2 separate regions of the Homo sapiens genome follow, and region 2 is linked to region 1. A link is an interaction called in ENCODE POLR2A ChIA-PET data of the cell type or tissue named here. Cell type or tissue: Caco-2. All regions are shown on one strand. Links, peaks and the distances in the headings refer to the core of each region. The heading gives the core; the rest is flanking DNA.

Region 1 (14,698 bases), core at 6,679-14,678:
CAGGTGGACAGCTTTGTTGATCAAGGTTGAACAGGATTGTATAGTTGGTAGGTAAAGTCTTGCGAATGGATAAGATTGTTCACAAATTTATTTGGTTCAGCAAGGATAAAAAAAGAATTGAGCCCTGGGGAATACCACTGTTCAATGGGTAAGTCAGTAAAAAGGTCAAGATGTAGCAGTTAGAGCAATAGACATAAGATCAGGAAGGAGTAGTATGGTAAAAGCTGCAGAATGAGCATTTCAGGTCTGTAGAGCCTCAAACAGCCCTAGTTAGGATGAATAGTGAAAAGAGACTTCTGGATTTGTGACCTAGGGCCAACTGAGTAGGTGGAAGACCAGTTGTGAGTGGAGAAAATAAGAAAGCAAGTGTGAACTAACTGTCTAAGGGTTTGGCAATGAAAGGAAGGTAAGAATGCATCAGGGAGACAGCCAGCTAAAAGAAACGGATTTTTTTTTTTTCTTTTGAGAAGAGGTTCTGGAGGTTGTTTATAGACTAAGGGGAAGGATTTGAGGATAAGAGGATTAGAAATGCAGAAATGGACATATTGGTAGAGAAGAGTACTAAAGGAAGGTGGGAAGAGGCCAGAGGAGGGAGTATCTCTTCCTATCAGTCAGAAAGAAAGTGCTATGGGATGAATGAAGTTGACAGAAGTTTAAGAGCAAGGAAGTTTAGCCGTTTATGCATGATAGTCTTTATTTCTAAATTAGAGGCCAGTTCTTATACTGAAAGGCTGGAGGGTGACATTGGAGTAGCAGGGGATAGAGTTAAGGTTTGGAACAGTGTCATGGAGAATAAGAATAGTTCTGTCAGTGGAGAATAGAATATGCTAAACTCAGTCAGAAGACCTGAGCTCTGGCTGTTTTAGTGCTACCAACTGGCCGTGTGGTCATAGACAAGTCAAAGAGCTTCTATAGGCCTCAGTTTCCTTTTCTGTCAATCCAAGATGTGGAGTTAGACAAGTGTTTTTTCAAACTTCTTCCTAGAGGGAAAGAAGATTTCACTGAATTGAAAATAGAGCATTTGAAAACCACTGGACTGTATTCTAAGGTCCTTTCCAGCAATAACATTCTGCTTAGTTGTTGTAGAAATAAATTATTTCTTCATGAATCTTGTGGCTCTCGCTTTGAATGAGTAAACTGTTAAAATTGCAGGCTGCGTTAGTGTCAATCAGTGGTTTTCAGACTGTGTTCCCTAAAGCTGCTCATTGTTCGGTGAAGTGTCTCAGAGGCTACTTAGGGGTTTGGGGAAAGTCCACGCACAGCCAGGGTTCAAAACTCTAAGGATCGCGTCATTGTTGCATATCTTATATACTGAGCATCTGCATAACCTTTTGTTTTTTAAAATAGGTTTCTTTGGTTTTTATTCTTTCTGGTTTTTATTCTTTCATCTTTTGGGGGGTTTGTTGCAAGTGACTAGCTGAACAATGTGTCCAATACCTTAGAGACAGTCTCAGAATTAACATTCGTGACGTTTATGGAAATGGAAACCTCAATATTTGTTCATTTGCTTTGCAACAGTGATTCACAACAAAACAATGATTGAAGTCTCAACTTATGAGCAATAATCCCCTTATTTAAAAGATCTTCAAGTTTTAGTATAAAGGGATGAATCCGTGGAATTGGATATTCTGCTACATTTGAAGGTGTCTGAAACATGCTATTTCTTGCTCATTATATTGTAGGTGAATTTATTGACCCAAACTGAGGATCTTTTAAATTTATTTTGACTTGAGAATAATTTGTTGTGGAGACAAAGCTTATAGGATTGATTCAGGGTAAAGTGATATATGCTCTCTGGGTAAACAAGAGTATAATTATTGTCTTTGAGGAACAGTTGAAAATGTACATTTATGGCCAGGCGTGCAGGCTCATGCCTGTAATCCCAGCACTTTGGGAGGCTGAGGTGGGTGGATCACCTGAGGTCAGGAGTTTGAGACCAACCTGATCAACATGGTGAAACTCTATCTCTATTAAAATACAAAAATTAGCTGGGCATAGTAGTGAGCACCTGTAATCTTAGCTACTTGGGAGGCTGAGGCAGGAGAATCGCTTGAACCTGGGAGGCAGAGGTTGCAGTGAACCAAGATCACACCACTGCACTCCAGCCTGGGTGACAAGAGCAAAACTCTGTCTCGAAAAAAAAAAAAAAAAAAAGAAAATATAAGTGTATTATTTCAAAACCATATTATGCTCCCATAAAAACCATCCCTGCTAGTAACAAAGATGTAGCCTTATTCTTAGTTCATGTTCTGAAGCTCTTATGTATTAAACTCTCAAAAGCAAATCTTCTCCCCAGCCTGACTCCCTTGCCCTCCAATTCTCCAACATACACATGGAAGCTAGACTGGAGCCCTCTTAAGATGTGCAGCTTACTTTAGCCAAATCCTACCTCCTAACCTTGTGAAAACAGTCAGTAGAAAGCATTCAGTGATTGCATTTGTGGGGATTGTAAACAAAGTTTGTGTTGGGCCCTAATCTTCGCTGATATAATTTTGGCTACAGTATCAGAAGGCCGATCAGCTGAAGTAACCAAAATCTGGCCTGAAAGAAAACAGATCTGCCATGAACAGCAGCTGAGGTGAAAATCATCAGTGTCTCTCTGGTACTTCTGTCTTCCAAACTATAGCTTGATCAGATTTCCTTATTTCCAGCCTAGGCCACCAGGCAGAAAATAGCTGCGTTCTTTAATGATGTTGCTAAGGTGCTTTTCACAAGACTTGAGGATTTCTTTCGCCCACTGAACATCTGGGCTTGTCCTGCCTGGCCCATCAGTTCATCTGTGCCAAACTCTGTTGGACCTCCCTCATTTGCTCTGGGCTCCAGCCATTCCATCTTGTAGTTGAGAACAGTGTGGCCTTAAATTTGGTCTTAAGAGTCCCTTTATAGGATTTATCTATTTCCTGCTTTGGACACTTTTATATACTAGAAATATTAATTGCCATTGCAAAATCCACACTTTTGCTTTTGTACTAACTGATAAGTTCTTATGGACCTCCAAATGTAAAAAACATTTTCTCATTAATACAGTGGTTTTTGTGAAGATTGAGTACTTCTCCTGTCTGTTCCCCCAAGAAAGTTGTTAAAAAGTTCAAAGAGGGTCAAGCACAGTGACTCAGGCCTATATGTAATCCCAGCACTTTGGGAGGCCAAGGCAGGCGGATCACTTGAGGCCAGGAGTTCGAGACCAGCCTGGCCAACATGGTGAAACCCCGTCTCTACTAAAAATACAAAAATTAGCTGGGTGTGATGGTGTGCACCTGTAAGTCCAGCTAGTTGGGTGGCTGAGGCACAAGAATCACGTGAATCCAGCAGGATGGAGGTTGCGGTGAGCTGAGATTCCACCACTACACTGCAGCCTGGGTGACAGAATGAGACCTTGTCTCAAAAAAAAAATTTCAAAGAGAAGGAGTAAGAAATCTAATTTTCTATTCTTCTTTTTTTCCCTTATGCTAATAATGAGAAAATAAATAGGATTCTCCATCTCTGATTCTTTTAATAGGAAATTTAAAAAGAAAAACCTTCATGTACTGCTTAGAAGGAATCCTTATTCACAGGCTGTAAGATGGGTTTCATATTTCTTAGCCATCATAATAGAAGCATCCTCAAAGGCCACTTGGAGAGAAGCAAGTACACATTTTGTAGTTTTACACTTCTGTCACATAACGGTATGTTGTTTTGGATTTCTATAGCAAAATGCAGGCCCGAATAGCATTCTCTGCCTATCTCCAGCATGTTCAAATTCGCCTGATGAAAGACAGTGGCGGTCAGACGTTCAGTGCCAGTTGGGCTGCCAAAGAGGATGAACAGATGGTAAGGCTTTTCTTACTGAAACCTTTTTACTTTCCCTTTTTCTTTCTTCTTTCTGTATTTTTTTTTTTTTTTCCTATTAGGGTAAAGTGCGATATTTTTCTGGTGAAAGGATTATTATGTAAGAAGGTTTTTAGATTTCTTATAAATCTATACTTACAAGATTTATATATACTTATTTCTTATACTTCAATGTGAAGCAAATCTTTGACCTGGAGCTATGTTCATTACACCATGTAGTGAAGGCATCAATGTATTTCATTTTGAATTGGAAATTGATTTCTCATTGGACGTGAAGCCCTGTGCAAAGCCCTTTAAAAGAATAACAATTTACAGTCTTTTCTCAAGCAACCTCACATTATTAACTCTGAGGTAGGCATTATCATCCCTGTTTTACAGAAGAGCAAACAAAGACCTCGAGAAGCCAAGGTTCCACAGGTTATACGTGATGAAACCAGAACTTAAACTCAGATGTACTTTACTTGCTCCTCCATTGCTTTCATGCATTGTAAAGCATTTATTTTCTGTCCTGAGGAGTCAAATTAGCTCTTTGAAAGTCATCACCTTATCATAGGCCCTGTCAGAATATACCATCCTCCAAGTTGGTATTTTTTACTTTACTAGTTGTAACCTCTTAAGATTCTTAGATTGCTAGAATCAAACTTGTATAATCATTTTTACTGTATATCAGTCATTTGAACATTCCTGGGATTCAGTATTCTAGGACAGTTTTGTGTGTGTGAATCAGAATGATGGGGAGCTTTAAGCTGTTTGGTAAGGTCAGAGTTTATGGAAGAAGCCACAGCCCTTCCATATTCTTTTTTTTTTTTTTTTGAGACAGAGTCTTGCTCTGTCGCCCAGGCTGGAGTGCAGTGGTGCGATCTCAGCTCACTGCAACCTCCGCTTCCTGGGTTCAAGCTATTCTCCTGCCTTAGCCTCCCAAGTAGCTGTGATTACAGGCACCCACCACCAAGCCTAGCTAATTTTGTATTTTAAGTAGTGACGGGGTTTTTCCATGTTGGTCAAGCTGGTCTCAAGCTCCTGATCTCAGGTGATCCACCCTCCTTGGCCTCCCAAAGTGCTGGGATTATAGGTATGAGCCAGCGCGCCTGGCCCCATATTCTTTTTAATAACAGGGATTTGTCACCAAAAGGAGAGGGGCCTTTAAGTCTGAGAAAGCTGCATTCTTTGTTCCACTCAGTGGTGACCTTATTGTAATTTTTAGTCCTCCACATACAAAAGGCAAGTCTTTATGCCAGGCTTATTGTAAAAACATGTTGGTTATCCCAGAAAACAACTTATGAATTTAAAGTAGCCAATGGAACCCAGAGATAAAACCTTGTGTGTTGTGAATAATCCTTCAACCATCAGTGGAAAATGTTAGCTCTGCTCTTTCCAAGTGGAAAATTGAAACTGCCTTTTTGAGAGTCAGTTTGTCTGCTCCACTGTGAAAAAAATAATGTTTTAATATAACAGCTTAAACCACCCTATAGTAAAGACAGCAGAGTAGAACTATGAAATTCAACCCTCTGGTTATGAGGCTGTTTCACTTATGCTGGAGTAAATTGGCACCAAAGGACAATGAACCAAAATCAAATTCAAGAAGAAAAAAAATAGTTCAAAAAAGAATAACCACTGCGGATGCTGGCTTGGAATTCACACAGTATTTCTTTGGGGCTTTCTACAAGAATATTGAGGATCATCACTACAAAACTTAATACCAGTTCTGTGAATTCTTTCTTGAAAATATATCTAGGCTGGGTGCGGTGGCTCATGCCTGTAATCCCAGCGCTTTGGGAGGCTGAGGCGGGTGGATCAGTTGAGGTCAGGAGTTCGAAACCAGCCTGGCCAACATGGTGAAACCCCGTCTCTACTAAAATACAAAAAAATTAGCTGGGTGTGGTAGTGCGCACCTATAGTCCCAGCTACTTGGGAGGCTGAGGCAGGAGAATTGCTTGAACCTGGCAGGCGGAGGTTGCAGTGAGCTGAGATCACACCACTGCACTTCAGGCTGGGTGACAGAGCAAGATACCGTCTCAAAAAAAAAAAAAAATACATATATATATATATATATATAGAGAGAGAGAGAGAGAGAGAGAGAGAGAAAGAGAGAGAGAGAGAGAGAGAGAGAGAGAGAGAGAGAGAGAGCGAGAGTACAAGCCTTACCCCATTCCCTGATGATTGTAGCAGTGGTCTTGCTTTTGAGGAAGGTAGATGTAGAGTTGGCCTCTGTGTTCCAGCTTAGGTTAGAGATTCCTTATCTCATAACTCACAGAAGGCACATCAACAGAACGTCCCCAGATTTATCATCTGAAGGCAGTTTTATTGTGGTTTTTGGACAACAACATCTTTAAGGCTCTTGGCCTTATAAAATCTCTCTTTGAAGCATTTATGATTTCATCAGTAATCTGATTGGTATCTGTTCAGATTTCAAAATCCTTTGCCCCCATCTTCTGTGAGATGTATTCTTTCTTTACCTTAATAACTTTCCACTGTGCCCTCCTTGACAACCCCCAACTCTAAAAGCTCCCTTATTCTTGGGGAAGAAAAAAAGCTATTACCTTTCAAACTACTGTGATAGTTCTTTCTTTGCCTTAATCACGACACTTTTAAAGTCATTAGTTTCTACTCTTCACGTATATTTTTCATTACCCATGCATTTTCTTAATGTCTTCTTGTACTCTCTTTATTGAAACTGTTTTCTTGAAATTATCCCTCAGTGGTCAGATCCAAGGCCTTGTCTTTGTAGTGGGCCTTTCCAGCTCCAGCCTCTTGGAAGCATTTGACATGGAACCCTTTCTTCAGTTGGCCTCCATGGCACTATTTTCTCTTAATTTTCTTTTTTTTTCTTTTTTGAAATGGAATCTTGCTTTGTCGCCTAGGTTGGAGTGCCGTGGCATGATCTTGGCTCGGTGCAACCTCCACCTCCTGGGTTCAAGTGATTCTCATACCTCAGCCTCCCAAGTAGCGGAGATTACAGGTGTGTGCCACCACGTCAGGCTAATTTTTGTATTTTTCGTAGAAATGCAGTTTTACTGTGTTGGCCAGGCTGATCTCGAACTCTTGACCTCAAGTGATCTGCCCACCTCAGCTTCCCAAATTGCTAGGATTGTAGGTGTGAGCCACCATGCCCAGCCTATTTTCTCCTGGTTTTCTGTGTTTCTGGTGTTTCTAACTTTTTTTTTTTTTTTCCTGATACTTCATCATCTTTTCTATCTCTAAATATGAATATTTCTGTATTCTCTGTCTTCTCACCTTTGATACTTTCATCTGCTTCCACAGTTTTAGTTCCTACTACCTGTCTTTGAATGCTACCTTCCCTAAATAGTGCTATTTGTGTATGTACTGTGGTACTTTTACAACTGCTACTTTATTACATAGTTATTTACATACATACTTGATTTAAATTTTCTGATTGCCAGCTGATTGAGGGAAGGGAATAAGTTTCTTTCATTTTTGTTTTGTCTTTCTGTATGCTTCTTATACCTAACCTTTTTGTTCTGGGTCTTGTTTGTTGAAATGTGTAATATATGTCTTCTTCCATCTCTGTTATATAATGCCTTCATAGCTTGTCTTCTGTTGCTTAGCACCATCCCTCCTTTTTTTTTCTCCCACGACTCTTTAATTTATAGGAGCTGGTTGTTCGTTTCCTCAAGCGAGCATCAAATAACCTCCAGCATTCACTGAGGATGGTATTACCCAGTCGACGATTGGCACTTCTGGAACGCAGAAGAATCCTGGCCCACCAGCTGGGTGACTTTATCATTGTATACAACAAGGTAAGTCTTTTTCTGTTAGTCTTGTGCTTTGGATTGCCATACACTGTCAGAAACAGACTAGATAGAAGCCTCTGTCCAACTGGATGGAGACACTCTTCTTCTGTTCTCTGGCATCACCATCCCTTATGTATTACTGTTAGGGGAAGCAGGACCCCACACCTTAACTCAGCTGGTCTGAAAAACTATTTATTACTTCTGAAGGCCCAGTGGCCATAGTTAATTCTTAATTCTTATCAAAAGGCATATTCCTTTTGAGCACTGAGATGAATCCTAGGCTGTGTGAGTCTGCACGGTTGTTAGTGCCTGTAGAAAGTGGCAAATTGACCATTGGAGAACAAATTTGAGCTGTGGATTGAATGTAATGACATATTCTTTCTTGAACGAGTTATACTTTCATCTTTAAAACATTTTATACATTACAGAATTTTACAGTCAAGCCCAAGAAATATACTATTTAATTAGAATATTTTGCAAAGCATTCTATATCCCGGGATCTCAGAATGCATTAAAAATATCATTTTGGGTGTTTGGGTTTGGGAGGTTTGGTCAGTTTGCAGAAGGAAAAGCTGATAGAAATTTAAATGGCTTTTCTAAAGTTGCATGGAATTGTTGGTAGAATATCAGTGCACCAAACTCATAGCCACAATTTACTCCAGATCTGTTGAGAATTTTGTTATGTCTTATATAAGTGAAGAATTTATTCAGTATGGAAGCTGGTATAAGAGTACCTTCCAAGATCTGTCTTTCCTCTCCTAATTGGAACAAAATACTGTGTCTCTGTTGTCATATTGTTAAAGCTACAAGGGTGATCATAGATATTACTAAGCTACTATAAAAACCTCTTTAATCAATGGGCTGTGTAAGTAGAAAGTAAAAACATGATTAAAATTTACATTCATTCTGCAACTTTTACTTGGGAATTTCAAAATGTTTTACAAAATCATGGCCAAAAGTAATATGTCAAATTTATAGGTGGCAAAAGTACATACAAGAATTAAATGTCTTTACTATAAGGACAGATTAACTCAAGGCTATTGAAACTACATGATGAAGTGCATATTTATTAGGAGTCAGTTTTATCTTGTTGTTTTTCTGTGGGGTTTGGGCACTGGGTAGGAAACAGAACAAATGGCTGAAAAGAAATCAAAGAAGAAAGTTGAGGAAGAAGAGGAAGATGGGGTGAATATGGAAAACTTTCAGGAGTTCATCAGACAAGCAAGGTAGTAGACATTCTTGATTGATAAAAGCTGTCTTATTCCATCTTCCATAATGCTCATTGAGTACCCAGCATTCCTTTGTTTCTGATACATGGATGTGAATGAAATCACTCTTAAAGCCGGGCACAGTGGCACACCCCTTTAGTTCTAGTTACTTGGGAGCCTGAGGCAGGAGGATTGCTTGAGCCCAGGAATTCGAGGCCAGCTTGGGCAACATAGTGAGACCCTGTCTCTAAATGATGAAAAAAGAAATCATTCTCAGAAGGAGAAAAGATTGTATGGGTTTGGCCTCTCCATATCTTAGCCAATTATGTTGCTATTTTCATGGCTTCAGTTATCAAAACATTACTGCTGGGTAGCAGGGCTGTAGTTCTCGACAGCCTTCACAGTGCACATCTCTTGAAGTCACATGAGAGCTCTTTGGAAAGTTGAAATTAGAGGCATCTCATATTTACTGGGTCTGAATTTGTCCCTGACCTACTCATGGAGTAGAAATGACCACATTTTGCCTACATTGAGTAGGCTGAGGAATTTGCAATTTCTCCACTCTGTGAGGGTTACACCTAATTTATATAAAATAGAACAAGTTCTTCATGCTTAGGGTTAGCCTTTAGAAATGGAAAATCTCGATATTCATCTCTCTATCTTGATAAAAGTCAGCCAGGCCATTTTGTCCATTTATGTTGGCTTACAAAGGAAGAGATAACAAAGGCACTTAATTTTAAATCTTGTAAAACTTACACTGGAGGATTTTTTTCTAAATAGAGAGATGTGCAAAACCATTAAAATAAAATAGGATAAAAAAACAGTAAGCCCCATTACTTAGGCTTCAACTGTCAAAGTCACAAATAGGGAGAAAATCAGTAGAAAATCTACCCTATGTTGATTGGTGAAGTTAAATGAGGTAGGGGTAGGAGCTTATCAATCACCAGCATAATATAATCTTTGTTTAATACCCTTTTCAGACCTCACTATCATGCGCTTTACAGCAAACAAATATATCATTTTGTAGGAGTCCATAATTGTATGGTGTTATTTGTTGACATTTTTGAGTCTTAAGTAATATGATTGATAAAACAGGTATAGTAACAGCTTCTCTCATCAACGTTATAAAAACAGAAAAGGATTAAAAAAAAAAAACAAAAAACAGATTGTGTCCAGAAAATAGCTCTACTTTTTAAAGCTAAAAGATAATTTTCAGGTTTATCCTAAGGATCTTCAAAATCCCTAAAATATATATTTTAAAAAACCCAGCCTTTAAAAGAACACTATTTCCCAAGCAAGTCTAACTGGACACTAAAAATGAATTATAACATATTGTTAACTAATTATATAGATGTGGAGATAAAATGCATTGGAACATAATTACTTCTGATTGGGGATTAGGTGTTGATTGTTGGGAAATAATGTGGTGACGTCAGTTCTTCTTTTATTAAGTTTGGTTTGAGTACATGGATACTTTTCAGGGCTGGTAAATTCAAATACTTGCTGGAGTCAGACAGGAAAACATAAATTATGAAGTGGGCAAAGGATAAGACAGATATAAAGCAGCTTGTATTTTGACCAACCGTAACCTTTGCCTTTCAGTATTCTGTGAAGGGCCAAATAAAACACACTGACAGGCAAAGGTTTGCACCCTCAGCTGTAGATCTTTGATAGTCACTTGAGAGACTTATCTTGTGGCATTTGGCTACTTTGAAGACTTTAGGGTTTACGCTGAGATTCATAAAGGTGGTTTCTAGGTTCTGGTTAGAGTGTGTTTTCTGAAGATGGGATATAGGTTCTCTGTGATAATGCAGGCATTCTTCACTTAATAGCCACTTTCCTAGAACGTAGCCAAGCTTCAAGAAAAAGAAAAAGAAAAGAAAAAGGCCATTGAGAAGCTGCTACAGATGTTAAAGTCCATGTGTGATATGTTCAATAGAAGAATCCACTAGCCTCTCATCTGTTTCCTTATACTTTCTATTTTGTGGCTGTTCATAAAGAGCATATAATTTCAGTAATTTGAAGTGATTTAGAGATGATATACTTTAGTCTCGTGCATTATATAGATGGTTAGGGAATTCTATGGTTATTGGTGGATTTCCTTATTTCTGACATAGGCAATGAAAATGACAAGTGGCTCTTTAAGTGAAGGTACTTCAATTATCTAGAAGTGAGCTGAACAAACTGTAAAGGTCCAGATAATAAACATTTCAGACTCTGTGGGCTACATATGGGTGGTGGTGGTGGTGGTTGTTGTCTTGTTATTGTTGTTTTGCATATTCTTTAAAAATATTTTAAAAAATTTTTGGCTGGGGGCCATAAAAACAAGTCGCTGGTCAGGTTTAGCCCACAGTGTGTAGTTGTTTGCCGCCTGTTCTAGAATGTGGCTGTCCAATAGAACTTTTTGTGGGTGACTACTGAACACTTGAAGTGTGGCTAGTTTACGGAAAAGAATCTTTAATTTAATTTGAATTTAAATAGTCACATATGACTGAGTAGTCGCTACCATATTAGACAGTGTAGATCTAGAAAATTCACTGCGGGATGAATAAAGCCTTATGCTTTAAATTTTTTAGATTGCTTTCATTTATATTTTATTTTAACCACCTATTAATAGGGAATTTTCAGCTTGTGCTTTTCATTTTTCCCTTTTCCAGCTTGCTCTGTTTTCATAATAAAATCTGGTGGAAAGATTTTCCAGAATAGCTTCCTGTCTGACCATACTTTTTCTCCTCATTTCAGTGAGGCTGAACTGGAGGAGGTGTTGACTTTTTATACCCAAAAGAACAAGTCTGCTAGTGTCTTCCTGGGGACTCACTCTAAAATTTCTAAGAACAACAACAATTATTCTGATAGTGGGGCAAAAGGTGGTAAGTATACTGGTTAATGAACGAAAAATAAGAAGAACAAGTGAAGAAATGAGAAATGCAAAGGAGAATGAGGAATAATGTGTTGGCTAAGCACTAATAGTCCCCAAGGTAATGAGACTTTGCAGCTTGGGGAGGGAGTGGAGAATGGGGGACAGTACTTTTTGTCCTAAAAGCAGAAGAAGGGCATGGTCTGATTTTTTTTCAAGATAATTAACAGCAGAGAGATTTTCAAGAAAAGCTAATAATAGCTGATATTTAGTGAACACTTATCTTTCTGTCTGCTGGACATGGTCTTATTTTTTACTTCCCAAAACCATATAGAGTGGGCACTACTACAGAACCTCTTTACAGATGAGAAAATAAGCTAAAAGAGACTGAGTAACTTGCCCAAGGTTATTCTTTATCGTGCAGGGACAAGGAATTTGATACATAGCCTGCCTGACTCAAAGTTTGTGCTCTTAATATATTCTTCTGTCTCTCTTAATGATTATTTCTGACTCTTGTCAAGTTTGTTACTTTCTCTAACTTAACATCATTGGCATTTTGGGCAGGAGAATTCTTTGTCGTGTGGGGCTGTTCCATACCTGGTGGGAAGTCTAATATACTTGGTTCCAAGCCTGACATGCCATTAGCTTCCGCCAGCCATTGTGATAATCCAGAATGCCCCTACATGTTTCTAAAACTTCTTACTGCTGGGGGATTCCATGGTTGGGGATTTTGGAATTGAATATGGATGTGGCTGTCTAGCTCACGTCACCATGATAAAAAAAAATAGCAGTGACATTCTGTTACAAACAAAGCTCTGTGCTTTAAATGTAAAATTAACTTAAAACCTAGATGGAAGCCTAAGGCATAGGTAATCAACCTACTGATGTTGTCAGTGTGCTAAGTACTAGATTCAAAGATGGAGACTTCTTCCCTGCTCTTAAGTTATGATAATCTAATATGGAAATAGCCAGGAAGATTGGTCATTTAAAATGTGGAATGAATTTTCCCAAAGAAACAGTGTTAATCTTTTAAAAACTGATTTGGTTCATAGGCCAATCCACATAAGCCTGTTTAACTCATGGTATGATTGAATTATTGTATTACTGGAAGTCCTGAATCCAGCCCTTTTCTTTGAGTTTTTCTAACTTCATTCACCTGTTCATTCATTCTTTCTATACTTTTTTTTACTTAGCACCTATTATGTGTTAGGCATTTTCATGGTTGCTAGGGATACAATGACCAGGACTGTCACAGTCTTTAACTTTATAAAGTTTATTGTCTGGTAGGTAAAAGTCAGGTGAGTGAATAGAATAAGAAAGCTGGCAGAAGCTCTGAAAAACTCCTATAAGAGTTTTGGCTAAGGGAGACAAAGGAATTCTTGTAATAAGGTTGGAATAGAGAAAAGCGTGCTAATTTGGGGAGGTAGGGGCCTAGATGGACATTCATCTAGTAACTTCTCCCCTGGCAGTAATGTGGAAGCCCTAACAGCATGTGGTGGCGACATCTTTTATACTGATAGGTCATTCAAAATTCTAGGGTTTGTGTTTTAAGGACTACCTTTACATAAGATCCATACCTGTGTAAACTTGTTAAGGATAACTGGCCGGCGGGGGCAGTAGGAAGACGTCAATCAAGGAAACAACATTATGACATTTGATAGTATAGTATCTGGAGTCATTTCAAACATGAACAAACAAGTGTGTGACAGTGTTACCACTGCTATTGGCGATGGAGGGGAGAAAATTCGTATGTCTTTATTCTTTCACTCTGAAAGATGATCTATAAAATGGCCTTTCTTAAGTTTTTGTATGATTCTAGCCCTTGACAAAGATTTTGGAATATTTTTATATATGATTAGCTCTGGCTATTCTGTTTCAAAATTCTGTAGTGGAAAAAATTAGTTATTAATGTCAAAATTGATTAGAGTGATACTATTATTGAATATACTGATCAACCTATCTCCAGTAAAACTGAAGAGTTTAGGCCGGGCATGGTGGCTCACGCCTGTAATCCCAGCACTTTGGGAAGCTGAGGCAGGTGGATCACCTGAGGTCAGAAGTTCAAGACCAGCCTGGTCAACATGGTGAAAGCCTGTCTCTACTAAATATACAAAAATTAGCCGGGTGTGGTGGCAGGCACCTGTAAATCCCAAGTACTCAGGAGGCTGAGGCAGGAGAATCGCTTGAACTGGGAGGCAGAGGTTGCAGTGAGCCAAGATCGCGCAATTGCGCTCCAGCCTAGGCAGCAACAAGAGTGAAACTTTGTTCAAAAAAAAAAAAAAAAAAAAAAAGCTGAGGAGTTTAAGATACAGAGCCATCGTAGTATCCAGGTATTATGCCAAGAAATAGTGGGACCGCTCTTGCTGTCTCGGGGTAGCTTCGCTGCTCCATATATATTGTAACTTCTTGGCTCCAGGGGCTACCACCAACCAGCGTGATCTCTTAGAACCCTCAGTCTGAATTCCTGGCATAAATCTGACTGCCCTTATTATTATTATTATTTTTCCAGATAAGCCCTAGCTTGTTGGCTGTCCGTGGATGGCTGCCCTGGGTTTAGGTACCGTTCGCCAGTTCAGTTAACTGTAGCTGGGATTGGGAATAGCTGGGAATCATTTAATTGGTTGCCTACTCCTTAGGGCTGTGGGTGTCTTCATCTTTGGAAAAGTGTGATGAGACGTGCCATGTTTCCCAGCATTGATTAGCAGTTGTGTTATATTTTTGGGAATAAAATTATGTATAGAACAGCGGACTTGCAATTGATTATAAGAGAGTCCAAGCTCATTATTTCTTATTTCAGATCACCCTGAGACTATAATGGAAGAAGTGAAAATAAAGCCACCTAAACAGCAACAGACGACAGAAATTCATTCTGATAAATTATCTCGTGAGTGATTTCAAACCTACCTAGATTTGCTGCTCTCTGATAATTTCCTAAAAGAAGGAAATAGTCATCAGATATTAAATATTTCTAAAGCATGGAACATTACCCCAAAGAAATATTTTTCTTTTTCCTTTTCCCTTAGAATTTTCTCTTATCTATTGATAAGCTATTT
Region 2 (17,194 bases), core at 4,494-12,493, 130 kb before region 1:
TTGTAGTACTTCCAAAGGCAGCCTGGGCTGTCTGTTCTTTTGGGATGGAATGAAGCATGAAGCACACCCTTCGCGACCTCTTGGAGGCTAGAACCTGTTCAGAGTCTTTTTCAGTTTTGCCTGGACAACATGGGATTGTGGAAAGTACACAGGGCTTGGAACCAGAGACTCTGGGTCCTGGTCTCAGTTTTGCTGCTGCCTACCTGTTAGACCATGGGCACAGCACTTAACCATTCTGAGCCTCAATTTCCTCATCTGTAAAGAAAGATAATAGTGGCCTGCCTTGTCAAGTTGTTGGACAGATTGAGAAAGATAATAGATATGAAAGCATCAAGAAGCATTGTGAAAATGTAAGAAATTAAAGTTGCCGGGTGCGGTGGCTTAACGCCTGTAATCCCAGCACTTTGGGAGTCCAAGGCAGGCAGATCACAAGGTCAGGAGTTCAAGACCAGCCTGGCCAATATGGTGATACCGCGTCTCTACTAAAAAATACAAAAATCAGCCAGGCATGGTGGCACACACCTGTAGTCCCAGCTACTTGGGAGGCTGAGGCAGGAGAATCGCTGGCACCTGGGAGGCGGAAGTTGCAGTGAGCCAAGATCGAACTACTGCACTCCAGCCTGGGAGACAGAGTGAGACTCCGTCTCAAAAAAAAAAAAAAAAAAAGGAGAAATTAAAGTTGGAATTTTCTAGACCTGTTGTATGAGAAAACATAGGAAACAATACCTCTTTCACAGGAGTCTTTGTTCAGCTCTGCTTCCCAGTTATTTTCCTATGGGCAGTATATGAGTGTTTGTGTGTGTGTGTGTGTGTGTGTGTGTGTCTGTATGTGCATGTGAAAGAGAGAAAGAGGGAGAGAGCATGTGCTGGCACTCAGTCCTCAGCTGGTTCCTCTCTGGATGGAAATAAGGAGGACTCTAAGCTCCTCCTTCCAGGTCCCAGAGAGCCACGGAGATCCTGCTCAATATCCAGGAAGTTCCCACTCCCAGCACAGGGCCTGTGTACCCAGGACATAGTCTCTCAGCTGAAGGTTGAACACACCAGGCATCCTTGCCCCTTCTGTAAATGCTGACTGGCTGTCACTGATGGCAAGATGGAGAAGCAGCAAGGGATCCCAGAGGCCTGCTGAGCACAAGGTCTCCCTGTGAACTTCTTCCTGGCCTTCAGGGGTGCCCGTCTCCTTGGTATGATCACATAGAGGATGCCCAGATCATTAGAGGGCCTAGTATGTCTTGGTGGGAAGAAACAAAACAGCAAAGGGAGTCCTAGGGGAGGAGGTGGGCTCCCCATCCTTCTTGTTCTGGAAGTTCTTCATCCCCTTGTTTCTCTGGTCTGGTCTTCAGCTTCTTTATGACTGGCTATCTCCCACTGGGATTTGAGTTTGCTGTGGAGCTCACGTACCCAGAATCAGAAGGCATCTCCTCCGGCCTCCTCAACATATCTGCACAGGTAGAGCTCGTATTTCCTGTTTGTTTCCTGGCTGGGAAGGCATTGCATCATGGCAGCTCAGTTCTTCCTCATGAGTTAGTTGACTGGGCCCTTGTTTCCTATCTTCTTTATGCCTTTCCAGGTATTTGGGATCATCTTTACCATCTCCCAGGGCCAGATTATTGACAACTATGGAACCAAGCCTGGGAACATCTTCCTGTGTGTGTTCCTTACTCTTGGAGCAGCCCTCACTGGTGAGTTGGAGCCTGAGGGCAAGATGAGGCTCAGGTTGGCCATTTGGGACCCTAGTGTCTCGATGGAGCAACAGATAGGGAGTACGTACGTAGGGGGACAGATGGAAGGGTTTGTTGGGGAATCTGTTGGGAGGCAGCACATTGTTTTGGTAGAATGAGCATGGGTTTTGGAGCCAGAAGACTCATGTTGGAATCCCAGACTGTGACAATGACTTCCATAGCTATTGACCTTGGATAAGTGGACCAACCTCTGGGAACCTCAGTTTTTAATCTGTAAAATGAGGATTGTTGTGATGATTAGAGCAATGTGTGCAAAGTCCCTGATCCATAAGTGAAGGCCACTGTCATTGTTGGCTTCTGCCTGTCAGGGACGGCAGTGATCCTCGGGCTCTCTCAAATTGGCTGATGGTGCCCTCAGTCACCAGCTCTCTTGACTATCTGAAGTAAGTTTGGGATACCTGTGACCCTTAGGAAATGAAGGTTTCTTCTCTCGGATGAACGTGATAACTGTATTTTTGTCTCTCTTCCTTCTCAATCTATCAACCTTAGCATTCATTAAGGCAGATCTCCGGAGACAGAAAGCAAACAAAGAAACTCTTGAGAACGTGAGTATATGGGAGCTTTGTGGGGCTGAGATCGGGGTCCAAGGCTTTTGATGAGGATGTGGCAACATAGATGGGGCAGGGAGAACTCCCACAGGGACTGGTTTTGTCATAGCTGGGAGACCAGTTCATCCCTTACACATGGCATCCTAAGACTTTCCTCAGTGGGCATCTTTGGCATTGCGTTCTTGCTACTGCTACCCTTTCTTGGACTCTTCTCCCACTTCCTGCCCTCTTTCTGGAGCCCCCGGCCTCATCCCCAGAGTGTGTCACCGTTGTCACAGTCTGCTGAACAGCACCCCTGACTGGATCTTGAGCCGAGTCCTGAGGCTCTGGCTCCACTGTTTTCAGCCTGGGGTCAGTGGCTGGGGAGGAAGGGGAAGCCTGGCTCCACCACTCTGTCATGGCAGTGCTGGCCCTAAGGCTGTGACTCTCCTGGCATGTGACAACTCCTTAGGCAGGGCCATGGGGACGGAGCCAAAGAATTGCCAGTGGGGCTCTGAAAGGACAAGTCAGGAAGCAGGAGCTGGCGAGGTAGCAGAGGAGAGGACCAGGAGTATGACCTAGAACAGAAAAGTGTTTTCCATCTGTTCTAACCAGCTGGGAACCACTTTAAACAAAATGTTAGGTATCAAATCTGAGTGATGATGAAAGGAATTTCAAATCTGAGAAAGAGCAAAGGTAAGATATTTCTTCAAAAATTAAAAAAAAACTTATAGAGGTAATACATGCTCTTTGTAGAATAAGTAAAAAATACAGAAAAGTGTACAAAATTTAAAAATCATCCTGTAATTTCATCATTTAGAGATGAGATGCCTTTTTTGCATTGATTGCTGCATGTCTGTATCCACTTATAATATATACGTGGATATATGAATGTGTGTATATAAATGCATATTTTTAAACAGAAATAAAACTGCTTTTTTCACTTATTGCAAGCACTTTATCAGGCAACTAGTCTCTTACAACATACTTTTTTTTTATGAGACACAGTCTTGCTCCGTCACCTAGGCTGGAATGCAGTGGTACAATCTCAGCTCACTGCAGCCTCTGCCTCCCGGGTTCGAGTGATTCTCATGCCGCAGTCTCCCAAGTAGCTGGGATTGCAGGTGCACGCCACTATGCCTAGCTAATGTTTGTATTTTTAGTAGAGACGGGGTTTCACCATGTTGGCCAGTCTGGTCTCAAACTCCTGACCTCAAATGACCCACCAATCTTGGCCTCCCAAAGTGCTGGGATTACAGGAGTGAGCCACTGTACCTGGCCTACAACATACTTTTAATGCCTGCATAGTGTTCCTTTATACGGATAAGCCATGATTTATTTAGCAATTTTCCTGTCTGTGGACATTAAGGTTGTTTTGAATTGTTACAAATAATATTGTGATTAATATGTTGGAAGCTGAATCTTTGTGCATGTTCTCAAGTACCATATTTCCTGGAGAAATGGAATAATGGTCATGCCCATTTCAAAGACTTTGGTATGTGTTGCTAAACTGTCCTCTAGAAAGGTACTTTGAGTACTAGCAATTTCTATTGCTAGGCAGTCATATGAGCGCCAACACTGAGTATTTTTCATTTTGAAAAATCTTCGCCAATTTTCTAAGGCAAGAGATATCTGTAAGGGATATTTTTAGTGTTTGAAGGATCTGTGTTGGCAGATAGATGATAATCTTTAGGTCTTTACTATTTGTCTTTTGCTATTACGTTCTAGAGTTGGCAGGCAGCAGCAGAAAAGCATGTGGAAGAAGGAGCCTAGAACAGGAAATTCACTGGGGAGACAGGGAAGGCCTTTCAGCAGGAATGACATTCTTTAATTCTGTGTCAGGGCCATAGTATGGCCACTGTGGAGATGGATTTTTCACCCACACTGTGTACAAGGGGACATAATGATTTGGTACACTGGCCGGGCGCGATGGCTCATGCCTGTAATCCCAGTACTTTGGGAGGCCAAGGTGGGCAGATCAGGAGTTTGAGACCAGCCTGGCCAACATGGTGAAATCCTATCTCTACTAAAAATACAAAAATTAGCCAGGCTAGTGTCGCACGCTTGTAATCCCAGCTACTCGGGAGGTGGAGGTTGCGGTAAGCTGAGATCATGCCATTGCACTCCAGCCTGGGTGACAGAGCAAGACTCCATCTCGAAAAAAAAAAAAAGAGAGAGAGAGAAATGATTTGGTACACTTGGGTAAATATATGTATAGCCTAGTGAAAGGTTTCAGTTTGGAACGTGACGTATTATGTCAAGTGACATAAGATTTGCTGTGTTGACTTTATAACCTGTGTTTATGTTGGCAGACATAGGCAAACAAAGAAAATAAAAATCACCTATAATCCTGCTTCCCAGAGATAACCTAGTAGCATTTCCAGTGTTGTAATCTATGGACATGCTTGCGTATATTTTGTTTTCTACCCTGCTTACTTAGTATAGCTTGATAACATTTCTACAGTGTTACATTATACCACAACCTCATGTCTACTGTGTATTTCCATCTCACTCAATATTTCAGTTGTTCCACTATTTCATTATTCTTGCAGCCAGCTCTTTGTGTACATGGACCAGGTTTGTTAATCAAGGTTACAATTGTTGGCTCAGTCTCTTTTGAGTGTGGGGTGCTGGAAATAGCGCTGAGTAGGAATAACAGCCTTAGGTTCCAATAAATGGTGCTCACCTGTCTTGTGTCCCTGGATAATTCACTATGTGTCTGTAGACCTCCCTGGCACCTGTGGCAGCATGGTATTATGGGGGGTCAAAGTCATGCTGGGACTGACACCAGCAAGGAAGCCAGGGCCATCACAGAGCAGCCCTCCTCTGGAGCCGTGACATTACGCACCCCATGGCAGCTGGTGTAACTCAGAGACCTGTGGACAAATTCATTGTCAGAGTCAGGTGAAGACTGGGCACACGGCAGATCTGGCCAGACCTGCTCTTTCTAATCAGTGAGATGTATAGTTTAGGGAAAAAGAGATGGGACTTCTGGGACAGGGTAATGATTGACCTTGACTATGAACATCTTACTGGTTTGGGTTTCCATTTTTCTTCTAGCACATAGACAGTAGTTGCACTTCTGTCTCCACTAACTTGTTTCCCATTTGTGATTGTGATTTCCAGGTGATGGCTTTGGAGGAGGCGGGCGTGGTGTGTGTGTGTGTGTGTGTGTGTGTGTGTGTGTGTGTGTGTGTCAGAGAGAGAGGGGAGACTAAGTGACTGAAATAGGCTGTTAGTTTCCTGAATGATGGCTCCTCATGGCTGAGGCTGACTTGATGCCAAGTGTTAGCAAGATTGAGAATGGGAAGGTTGGATTCTACAGCTGTCTCCATTACCACAAACAGGCACTGAGACACTCCCTGGGGAAGAAAGCACCATTTGTCCACTTGACATTGGCTTCTGTCTTAGCCCTGTGCATGTCCTCTAGGCCTTGAGTAGTGTTGGCTGTGTGGTGCTGCACCTGTGCCCAAGGCCTTCTTGTGAATCAGAAGAACCCTTGAGGTCACAGACAAAGTACTTCTTAAAACAGTAGACAAAGGCCCAGGTTGGCAGTATGTACCTAGGGGCCCCACAGGATAATTTCCAGGCCATGTTGAATTCCAAACTCACCTAAAAAGTGTGACTTAGAAGACTTTCCTGTAAATGAATCCTGTGCCATCCCTCCCCTAGAAAGCTAAAGCCATTGAGCTTACATATGCAATTATGCATGCTGCTTTGGCATCTACTGCATGTTCATTATGATAGTATTCCTCAGCTGGGCGCGGTGGGTCACGCCTGTAATCCCAGCACTTTGGGAGGCCAAGGTGAGTGGATCACCTGAGGTCAGGAGTTCGAGACCAGCCTGGCCAACATGGTGAAAACCTGTTTGTACTAAAAATACAAAAATTAACTGGGCATGGTGGTGGGCACCTATAATCCCAGCTACTTGGGAGGCTGAGGCAAGAGAATCACTTGAACCTGGGAGGCGGAGTTTGCAGTGAGCCGAGATCGCGCCATTGCACTCCAGCCTAGGCAGCAAAGTGAGACTCCATCTCAAAAAAAAAAAAAAAAAAAAAAGTATTCCTCATCCTGGGGCTGCCTCCAAGTGGGGGTTGTTGGAAATTCCAAGGGAATCGCAGACCTGGCACCTTGGACAGTGATTTGATGGTTAGTTGAGGTGAGTTTTCAGCTGTCAGAATGTGGAGGGAAAAGGGGCTTTGCTTCTGTTTCAGTCCCGAGAGTGAGCCTGAAAGAGTGGCACTCGGAGCTGGATCATTTGTGGTGGCCTTGGCATCATAGAAAGCTTGCCCCTTTTTCCCTCTGATGACCTCATGATGTTGGGTGGTGTGTGTTTGTGGGTGCATTTATGGCAGGGGCTGGTTGCTTCTTTTCTTGTTCTCTTTCTTGGCTCTCTGGGATGCTGAGTGGCCCCCGGCTCTTGTATTCCCCACTGATTAGTCATGGCCAGGCAGCTGCTCCAGCCAGGGTGGAGTGCTGTGCCTTTACCCACAGCACTGCCTGTTTGTTTTGCTTTATAGAAACTCCAAGAGGAGGAGGAGGAGAGCAACACCAGCAAAGTGCCCACTGCTGTGTCAGAGGATCATCTCTGAGAGGAAGGTGGTGACAACTCAGGGAACACGAACACCCCACCTTTTCCTTCAGCACAGCTCTCACCGCCAGCACAAAGGGCTTCGCTAGAGATGTTTTTGGAGGGAATCAGTGGGACTATTTGTGGCATGGATGGCCTATTCCTCCTAGAACCCACGTAAGAGCTTGGATGATTTAGTTGGAGAAAATTGCACCTATCACCAAATGCAAATTTGATTCCCACCTCCACCCCCTTTTAGGTTATGGGAGTTGGTGTTGGGACAGGGTGGCAGAGAATATTGGAGTCAATCCTAGCTTGGTCTCTTGCCTTCCCTCTTTTCCTCCATCCATCGTGGACAATGCCTGCAAAATTTTCACAGGAAGAAAGCCTATTCAGGATATTAACTTGAAATTTCCAGTGTCCTAAGAGCCTCTCATGAAGCCCAGTTCTAATAAGTGGCAAGCTGCTCTGCCGGGGTCATCTCCTGGGTCATCGGACTGATTGCTCAAGTTCTGCAGGAGAGGAAGCACCATTAGAACAACTCCATCAGAACAGCTCCACCGGGACTTGTGGGCCTAAATTTTCCTGGCCTAACGGGTCTGTCTCCAAACCCTCTTTCCTAAGAGCTGAGCAAACCAACCATAATAAACTTGACAAAAGACTTTGTTGTGGCCATGACAGAGATACCGACTCAGGAGGGCTACCTACCTAGGTGTGATCATGCTGGGGGCTACCTTCTGAGTATATTTGTGAAAGCACATATTTGGGAACTCTGGTAGCTTGAGTTGGGAATGGGAAGGTTCTTTTTTACAGAAGTACTTCCCCAGGGACTTCTGTGTGTCACAGTCACCTCTGATGCCTTTATCTTGATGTTGCATTGGGAATCTCAGCCATCAGCCCAAGTGCTTGTTTTATTCCAAGGCAGGGTAATCCCCGTCAACTTACTCTAACCTTTGCTGAAAACTAATCTTGATTCATTCTACTCTGAAAATCCAAAGGTGCTTCTGAGAGATAAGAGGGAAGGGGTAGAAGGAAAGGTGCCCCTTGAAATGGGAATTGAGCCTGTTAGAATTAAAAGCTTATCTCACCTCTGCTGGGGACAGTATTTGCACCACCAACCCCTCTCCTCACCTGCTTTGAGCGATAATCTTTATCAGATATTCTAAACTTAAAGGGATTCCCTTTAAACCAACTCAAGCTGATCTTTCCTATCTAGCCTGCTGTTTGGCTGTACTCATGGGCTTTGGTAATATCTCCTAAAAATGAGGTTTTGGTAATTTTTCCTATGCATTGGGCAACTGTGATCGTGACCACTGTGCTGTCTTGCTCCAGCCACTGCCCTGGCCTCAGCATATCAGGGCAGCCTGTGCTGGCTGCAATACTGTGGTGCTTGGGCCACTGCCTGAGAGGAGCCAGGTTTGTGTGTGTCTGCATGTGTGTGTGTGTGTGTTTGTACAGATTCAAGCAATGGATGCAAGGAACATGCTGTATGTAATAGAAGAAAGAAGTCCACGTTTTCGGCAGAAGTAGTGAGTCAGTGTGGAAGAGAGGTGAGGGTGTGCTTTACTTTTTGATAAAGAGAAAGATGTTTACTCATAAACCCTTCAAAAGGTATTAACAAAATGTTTACCAAACCTATTGCTTTATTTTAAAAACATAATTTGTGTTTTCTATTTGTAAGATCTGACATTTCGAGGCAATAAAAACTTCTCAGAAAGTGGTCTGCCTTATCATTCAGTGGGGCAGAGATGGCTCTTAGAAGTCCCTGCAAGACTGTCACACATTCCTGAGGCTCCTGTCTTAGGTGTGGGGAAGGGCTGGGCTGGGGCGGGGGAGTGTGAGGCTAGAGAAGCAGCAACTGTGGTCTTCCACAGGAGCATCTCACTGTTGCCAGACCTTACCATCTGGGAGGGATATTTTTTAAAGACAAGGCTGTAAAGGTTACTGTTTGCCTACATGGAGGGACTGCAACTCAACATCCAGCACGACCCTGACCTCTTTCCATGCTGTGTACGCGCTGGAATGTGAGTGACTGCTGATGAGAGAGTCCACTGTTGTTTCTGGCTCTGCCTCAAAGGGTGGTTGAAATGTTTGTTCTCTGATTACCTCAGCCATGCATCAGCTTGCTGTGGCTGGGGCCCATGGCTCAGTCCCAGCAGCTGCAGTCTTGCGTTACCATTTTTCTTCCTAACTGGCCAACGTCCTGTTACTCATCCCTCCCCAGTTGTGATCACCTTGTGCGTGTTACTTGAATATGCTGCTACTATCATCTGTGTTCTGTACATTCTTTCCATAGAGAGTTGTACTGTGCCTGTGGTATTCTAGCATCATATTTATAGCAACTCGTAGCTGGGGAGGAACAATATTATGATTCTATTTTAAATGATCTAGGAAGGGACCCAAGCCTGGGCTGTTAAGAAATCTAATATCCATAGTGTCTGCTAAATACTCTAACTGTACATCTCTTTAGATCCTTTGGGTCCCTGCCTTTACTAATCTGGAATCACTTTTTTTTTTTTTTTTTTTTTTGAGATGGTGTCTTTTTCTGTCGCCAGGCTGGAGTGCAATGGCGCAATCTCGGCTCACTGCAACCTCCGCCTTCCTGGTTCAAGCAATTCTCCTGTCTCAGCCTCCCAAGTAGCTGGGACTACAGGCACACGCCACCATGCCCAGCTAATTTTTGTACTTTTAGTAGAGACGGGGTTTCACCATGTTGGCCAGGATGGTCTCGATCTTTTGACCTCATGATCTGCCCGTGTCAGCCTCCCAAAAGTGCTGGGATTACAGGCGTGAGCCACCACACCCGGCCAGGGCATCACATTTTCATGACACATGCTCAGAGGACCTAAATCATCCAATGTTTTCATTCACTCCTTTCATAAGGTCTTCATGTGGATCTGTGTTCAAACATTAACTGTCATCACTGCTTTTTTACTGCCTCCTAACAATATAGCTGACAAGTAAAGAAAAGATAGTTCTTACCATTGAGATATTTTTCTAGATACAGTGTTCTGGGCATATGAGGCCTGGAATTTCTGCAACCAACTTTGGTACCATAAAAGAAGTCAGCCTGAGGATGCCAGCACACATAGGTAGTGCTGAAAGAATCGTAAAGAAATGGAGCTGGAGTCTTGATCAAACCCTTCCTGAAGCTAATCTTGTAATTTTTCAGTTATATGAGCCAGCTATCTTTATTGTTTAAGCTAGTTTAAGGTAGGTTTTGTCCTTTCACCTAAAGAGACTTAACTGATAAGAGAATTCCCAATGTATTTAAGTGTAAACATCAAGCTTCTTATCACACCCTTATAAGCCCCTTGCCTCCTTTTCTGACCTTTTCTTTCACTTCCTAACTCTTCACCATGCTGTGATTACATAGTTCTTATTCCTTGAATAAGACTATTCTACCTTCCAGTTGCTGCTCCCTCCTTTCTAACGGCCTGCTCCATATCTTAAGACATTTAACTCCTGGGCATTCAAGTCTCAGCTCAAATCCCACCTCTTAGCCTGGACAACATAGTAAGACCCCATCTCTTCCCACCCCCAAAAATGTTAGCTGGATGTGGTGGTACACACTTGTAGTCCCAGCTACTTGGGAAGCTGATGCAGGAGGATCACTTGAGCCCAGGAAGTTGAGGCTGCAGTGAGGTGTGATTGTGCCACTGCACTCCAGCCTGGGTGACAGAGTGAAACCCTGTCTCTAAAAAACAAAAAAATCCCATCTCCTCAGGGAGGACTTTCTGATGATCTAATTTAAGTTACGTTCCCCACTGCCCACCCCACATTCCTTCTTGACCAAAATACCTTGTGTTTGTTAGAGTTCTTATCCCTATTTGAAGTTCTTTATTTTTGTGTTGGCTTGTTGATTCTGTTACCTTGACTATAATATAAGGCCCACAGGGCAGGGGCATTGCCTGTGTCGTTCATTTCTCTTTCCCAAGTGTCCGGCATGGAGAAGTACTCAACAAATATTTGCTGAAATAGCAATGGCCTTTTGGATACACACACTGTGTATGAGGGTCCAGCTGGGGGAGGCCCTCTGGGTAGGGTTTAAGAGCAACTGTCCATTCCAGTGCATTCTCCTCGGGGTTTAGTTGTCTTCTTCCCATGTCATGCAGTTGTTTCATCTATGCTGCCTAGTTCTATTTTTTTGTCTCTGCTCTCTCAAGAATCTGTTTCTTCTTTAGGAGGAAATAAGAAAGGGCACTTAGTGTTTAGTTGTGAACGCAGACTCTTGAAGGTGAGAAAAAAGAAGATTTGACTTCAAGAATACAAGAGGAATGAGCAAATGACAGTAAGGAGCCGGAGGCAGCCAGGCTGACCTGTGTCATGAGCTGTCCTACTCACTATGGTGTATTCAATCAGGCATAAAGCTGTGATTCTCCTAGGGCTCAGAGGAGGCAGCCATGCTCTTGTCTTAGCAGAGGTCAAAGTACAAGAACTGATCAGAGCAGAGGGTTTTTCTATTTATTACAAAAGTTGTTACACAAATACAGCTGACCAGAAGGTCTAAAAACAGCCCAGACTCTTCCAACCCTCATGCATCTGTAGATAGAAGGAGAGCTGTGGTCTTGCTCACACACAGGGGAGCCCTTCTTAGAAGAACTGCCTGTCCCTTGGAAGGTTCAGAGTCTTGGGTCCAGCAGCAGAGAGGAGCCCAACCTGCGTGGACAACCCCTTGAGGCAGCCCTTGGTCACAGCTGCTCTGGGTGGGCAGCAGGTTTAAGTTTCATAGTTCACATGTTCCCACCACACAAGTCAAATCAAGGCATGAAAATAAAAGGGAAAAAGGGGAAGGCTGGAAAAGGGAGCCTGGAAGAGGTTGCAGGTAGGGGAAGGAGACACAGTGGGCTTCCGAGAAGCTGGCAATTTCTTGACTTGGATGGAGTTACGTAGTATTCACTTTAAAATTATTCTTTAAATTGTACGTACATGTTATATACTTTTCAGTATGCATATCTTTAAATTTTAAAAATTAAAAAAAGAGGCTAAAAGTGAATAAAAGGGCAGATGATGGAATAGAAAAGAAATTAAAGAGGAGAGACGACGAAGGAAGAAGATGGCCAAGGTGGAAAACGAGAAAGTCCTGGAGGTGATAATGCTGGCCTCAGTTTCTCTTCTTCTGTCTGGATACTGGTTCTACTTCTAGATACCGGAGCCCGACCAGCATACCCAGGATGGAGAAACCTTAAATACAGAGGAAAGACTAGTGACTAACATACATACGGTACCTTTCTTCTCTCTCTCTCCTGTGTCCACCCTCTGTACTAGCTCTAGAGCTGGCACAGCTCCTGTAGGAGGTCTAGGGTGGTTGGATGCTTACTTGCCACCATCAGGGGTGCCAGGACGCCAATCGTGGGAGCTGCAGTTCCATAGACAAACAACTCAGAGAGGAAATGCCCCAGGGCAAGGAGGAAGGTCCAGAGTGTGATGTGATAGAGCCTATAAGGAAGCAGACAGAAATGGGAACCAAAGTTACTGTTTGTTCAGAACAGAGGAAAAGTATCAGACTTCATACAGACAAATAAGAACCCAGGATGTCATTAAGACTTAAAAGAAAGGACACTTGTTCCTGAGGAAGAGCTGGTTATTTGATCACAACGATATTCTCATCTAGGGCAAAACTGAAGGTTTCAACTGCTAAACTGAGAGGAGAATGGTTCAGGCATCCAGAATGAACGTCCAGGTCTCAGCAAAGTGGTGAACTCAGCTATAGCAAAGCAGAGCCTGAATGATGACAATCGCAGGCAGTGTAGACAACTTTGGATCCAGCACGCTTACATATTCTATTTATCCAAATTGGTTGACTCTGCAGTCTAATCCCACCTGGCAGGCATCTGGCCATGCACTTGTCGGTGTTTATAAGATGGATGCCACAGAACGAACGGCCTCATGGGGAGTAAGGAGCAAGGACACCTCTGGGGCTTTTAGATGCTCTTGCAATATACGTTGGTTACTTTGTGCCTTAGCCTAGAAAAGTAGTCACATTGAGGACATGGTGACAACCTCATGGGAAAAGAACTTATCTTTCAGCTTTGACTATAAGGTAGAGAAGAGACAGGCTACTAGGTGACTGACCACTTTGTTTGCTGATATCTTTTTAGTATAAAATTTTTTAAAATTATGAAATACTTCAAACATACAAAAAAATTACTGAACACTATAATGAACACCAATGCAACCAACACCCAGCTCCCTCAGATCTTAACATCTTGACATTTTGTTTCAGACTCTTCTAATAAAAACTTACAGAGAAGAGTTAAATCATCCTGTGTATACTTATCCTGCTCTAAGTCTGTTCTCCCTCATCCCCACAAGTAACTGGTATCTTACATTTGATTTGTATCTCTCCTGTGCATATTTTTACACCTTTTTTTTTTTTTTTTTTTTTTTTGAGACAGACTCTTGCTCTGTCTCTCAGGCTGGAGTGCAGTGGCACAATCTTGGCTCACTGCAACCTCCGCCTCTTGGGTCAAGTGATTCTCCTGCCTCAGCCTCCTGGAGTAGCTGGGACTACAGGTGCACACCACCACGCCCAGCTAATTTTTGTATTTTTAGTAGAGATGGGGTTTCGCCATGTTGGCCAAGCTGGTCTCAAACTCCTGATCTCAAGTGATCTGCCCACCTTGGCCTCCCAAAGTGCTGGGATTACAGGCAGAAGCCACCCGCGCCTGGCCCATTGTGGAAACAATATGTATGTGTGTTGACTTTCAGTCTCTAGTTAGGGAGGGAATAGGATCAGAATGCACATCAGAAGTGCATCGATCAAAGTCCTAGGCTAGAAAGGTCTAGAAACAGGAGTCAGCGTTTGCAGCTGTCCTGTGTGGGGAGAGGTGAAAGTAAATGGTAACTGAGGTAAAGATAAGTCTGGGTCAGGCCGGGCACAGTGGCTGAAGCCTGTAATCCCAGCACCTTGGAGGCCAAGGTGGGTGGATCACGAGGTCAGGAGTTCGAGACCAGCCTGGCCAACATGGTGAGAACCTGTCTCTACTAAAAATACAAAAATTAGAGGGGCATGGTGGTGCGCGCCTGTAATCCCAGCTACTGGGGAGGCTGAGGCAGGAGAATGGCTTAAACCCAGGAGGCGGAGGTGGAGGTTGCAGGGAGCTGAGATTGTGCCACTGTACTCCAGCTTGGGTGACAGAGCAAGACTGTCTCAGAAAAAAAAAAAAAAAGAGATAAGTCTGGGTTGTCTTCGCTCACTTCAAAAGCACAACAATCAAAAGATATATCCCTCATACTCATCAGCAATTCTTCATTGTGGTACAGGTCTTTAAAATGATTGTTCAATCCTCCCTTCCTCTTAGTCACCCTGAGAGGTAGAACAGATATCTATTCTCATTTTATGGATGAAGAGGCCAAGGTGCAAGGAAGGTGAATAATGGACTTGCTACTGCAAAGCTAGTTACCAACAGAACTGGGCCCAGAACTAAACACACTGCTTCCAAAAGTATGTGTCATTCTAGGACAAGTAAACTGCAGGTTCAAGTTTGAAAAAAAATTAAAAAAAAAAATAAGGTTGAAGAGATCAAACGGCTAATAGCCCTGCTTCAAATCTCACTTGAGTCAGTCTTTCTTTAAACTAACTGTATCTCTAATATTTAGATGTGCAAAATCAGGAATGAAAATCATGACCTCCAGGGCTGCTAAGAAAAGACTTAATCAAGATCACGTAGATAAAAGCTCAGCATAATAAGAGGGGCTCAATAAATATTATCGCCTCCTGTTTTCCCCAGATGCCAAGAGCCTGGATAAGACAGAAAAACATTTTAATGTGAAGTTGGCATTCAGATAGCCTCCCTCGGTGACCTGAACAAACTGTTTCCACCTAGAGTGTGATGATGACTCCCGCTGGGAAGAAAGCTCGAGCCCCCTCTAGTGGCCAGCACTGGTTATGGCTTCTGATTGCCTGCAATTGTTCCACCCTGGTCTGTTTGAGTACCCAAGACAGGTAGATTCAGGAGCCCTAGCTTCTCTTTCACCCTCACCTGCTGATGCTGCATACACATACAACAGTTTACTTGTGGGTTCCTCTTTTTTCATGGATTGTGATTTCTGTTCATTCCTGCTTCTTAAGGAGGAATGTGAGAAAGGTATGTGTGGGTGGCTACTCTAAAAAGAGCATACCACTCTACTTCTTTAGTAGAAGAAGGGCTGATTCTTTCATAAAGAAGTGGAGGGGCATGATGCAGGCCACTGGATAATGGCCTGCCAGTTTGCTATGTCAGTTCCAAAGAATTTTCAGACTTTAATGAAGACCTGTTAGGTCTACTATGTTTTCTAGGCTTGGAGGGAATGTAACCTGTGAGTTTTTTATTATTCACATTCTAAGCTAATGCATTAAAATGATTAACAGTTCCCATTACTCAAGGTAACAGGTATGCCTCGCATCTGATTTCCAACAAAAGGATGCTAAAGCTCTTCCTTCCCTTACATACGTCTTGTTGTGAATGTCAATGGCACAGAGGCAGCGAATCACTGATGAGAGCAGCGTCCAGATCCCAAAGGTCCGAGCTTGGAGGCCATTCACTGTGTAGCAGAAAAAAGCAAGAGTGTTCAGAAGGGGAGACTTGAGGTTCCTTCCAAACTCCTCCTATTTCACTGGTGGTTCATGGGAGATAGGGAGCTGGACCTGACCTCTCTGTGGCTGGGCAGGATGGAGGTCCTAGTGGCAACATGGGAACTAGAAGGAATAGAAGGAATTCCAGAATGAGAACTTCTCAGATTCTCTTCAAATGTCTACAGTTGGAAGGGAAGTTCCAAGAGTGGAAACCCACAAAGAGCCCAGTTAGGCAAATAACTCCTAGATATAGTAATTTACCCCTTTTGTCCTGGAAGCCTAGAGGGTCTGGATCAGGACAGGTTTTGGGGAACGTTGTAGAGACTGATCTGGAAATGCAAGATGCCCAGGAGGCCAGCAGACTTTCAAGGCTGATCCAGGAGAGAACTCAGAGATACTGGGGACCAATTTAGATGCCCATATATGGTCTTTAAGATATGTGAGTGCCTGGGTCTCTTCCTGCATCCAGATCTATGCTGTTGGATGAACCAATACCAGGTTGGTTTCCTGTGTGCATGGCAGTGGGACAAAGCACTGTTTCTTTGGTGTTTGCTGGGGGCATCCTGCTGTTGGTAGCTTTGTTCTGACATTGCTGTATTAAATATCTTGTCCTGAAAGTATAGGTCATATTCCACCATAACAGTGGTTCTTGACTTTGGGCATTTATTACAATCAACTGAGGTAGTTTTATAAAATTACAAGGCCTGGGTACCAGACCAACTATATCGTATTCTCTGGAGGAGGGCCCCAGGCATAAGTATTTTCTAGAAACTCCCTGTTTGGGTAATTTAAATGCAAAACCATTGAGCTAAGGCATCCAGTGGCTCGGGGATGCCAAAACAGTGAAAGCAAAGATACTTCCTTTGCTGGTCTACTACCTGCTGAGTAAGATAAATTTTAAGGGACAAAATTGACAACTGAAAAGTCTACTAATGTTTACTTGGGCTTTAAGGATTTTTCCAGCCTTTGGAAAATCAGACAGCTCTCCCAAATTCACAATACTGAAGACCATTAGATGGTAGTGAGAAAAAATTCCATATGCCAACCAAATATCTAGCATTAGCCCTGGATAGCTATATTCTTTATAAACCAATTTGATAATGAGAAGACTAAGGACGTTTCTCTAGTTAAGAGTACTCAACCAGCCCTAACCAGATTAGGTATGAGGTGAAATTCTGTGGGACACTTTAGAGCACTGCTACTTTCAGAAGAGTACCATGAAGGCCCCTAGATCACAAGGGAGATGGCAGCCTCAGCTTCCGTGCTGGCTGAACACACACACACACACACACACACACACACACACACACACACACATAAAGTTCTGCTCAGCTATATGCCTTTAAGTCACATGACCTCTGGACCTCTTTGCCTCAACTTTAAACTCAAAGGGCTAGACCAGATGACCTCTAAAAATGTGTGAATCTATATAGGGTTCCATGACCACCTGAGGGCAGCATTTGAAGGTGAAAAGATGGAATTATTCTGCTCACTTTCCCAGGTTCTTTACTCTTATTATATTTGAGCTTTCTTAAAATGAGCCTTAGCCTACTTAATTTCATTTTATACTCAGACACTGCAGAAAAACGAGCTAGGTCAGAGCCTGAATCTGGGTTAGCTATAAATGTGACACAGAATTGTCATCTGCTGTGAAACAGTGCTGCAGCTTAAACTACCCCACACATCAGCGTGATGAAGTGGAAGCTGAAATGGACACTCTCAGTAGAGAGGCTCAGGAAGCCAGGAAAGGCTGCCATGGGCCTTCTTAAGTTTCATTTTGGGAGACCAACTTGAAGGG

The links. ChIA-PET counts read pairs that join two places held together with the same protein. Peaks named below come from ENCODE experiments on the same cell type or tissue, not always from the same donor. Only the 100,000 strongest peaks of a DNase experiment are listed, where the experiment ranks them.
Region 2: POLR2A ChIA-PET joins it to region 1 with 17 read pairs; 2 of 35 experiments call an interaction of 5 or more read pairs at or near these places.

What each region holds. Positions count from the first base shown.
Region 1 is chr14:75,768,045-75,782,742 of GRCh38, forward strand. It overlaps TTLL5 (tubulin tyrosine ligase like 5), which reads left to right. Exons shown (of 32, transcript NM_015072.5): 21 at 3,690-3,810; 22 at 7,440-7,586; 23 at 8,703-8,806; 24 at 11,531-11,658; 25 at 14,443-14,529. Among named protein-coding and RNA genes, the nearest start is that of TTLL5, 110 kb to the left of the region's middle. In Caco-2, for the core only: no CTCF peak of the experiment used is centred there; no DNase peak of the experiment used is centred there.
Region 2 is chr14:75,639,612-75,656,805 of GRCh38, forward strand. It overlaps FLVCR2 (FLVCR choline and putative heme transporter 2), which reads left to right. Exons shown (of 10, transcript NM_017791.3): 7 at 1,344-1,449; 8 at 1,571-1,682; 9 at 2,232-2,287; 10 at 6,790-8,556. The coding sequence ends at 6,861. ERG28 (ergosterol biosynthesis 28 homolog) reads right to left here. Exons shown (of 5, transcript NM_007176.4): 3 at 15,275-15,365; 4 at 12,160-12,278; 5 at 10,180-12,023. The coding sequence ends at 11,944. Among named protein-coding and RNA genes, the nearest start is that of ERG28, 13 kb to the right of the region's middle. RefSeq lists an enhancer at 8,735-9,029. In Caco-2, for the core only: no CTCF peak of the experiment used is centred there; DNase peaks (open chromatin) are centred at 8,240, 8,670 and 8,850.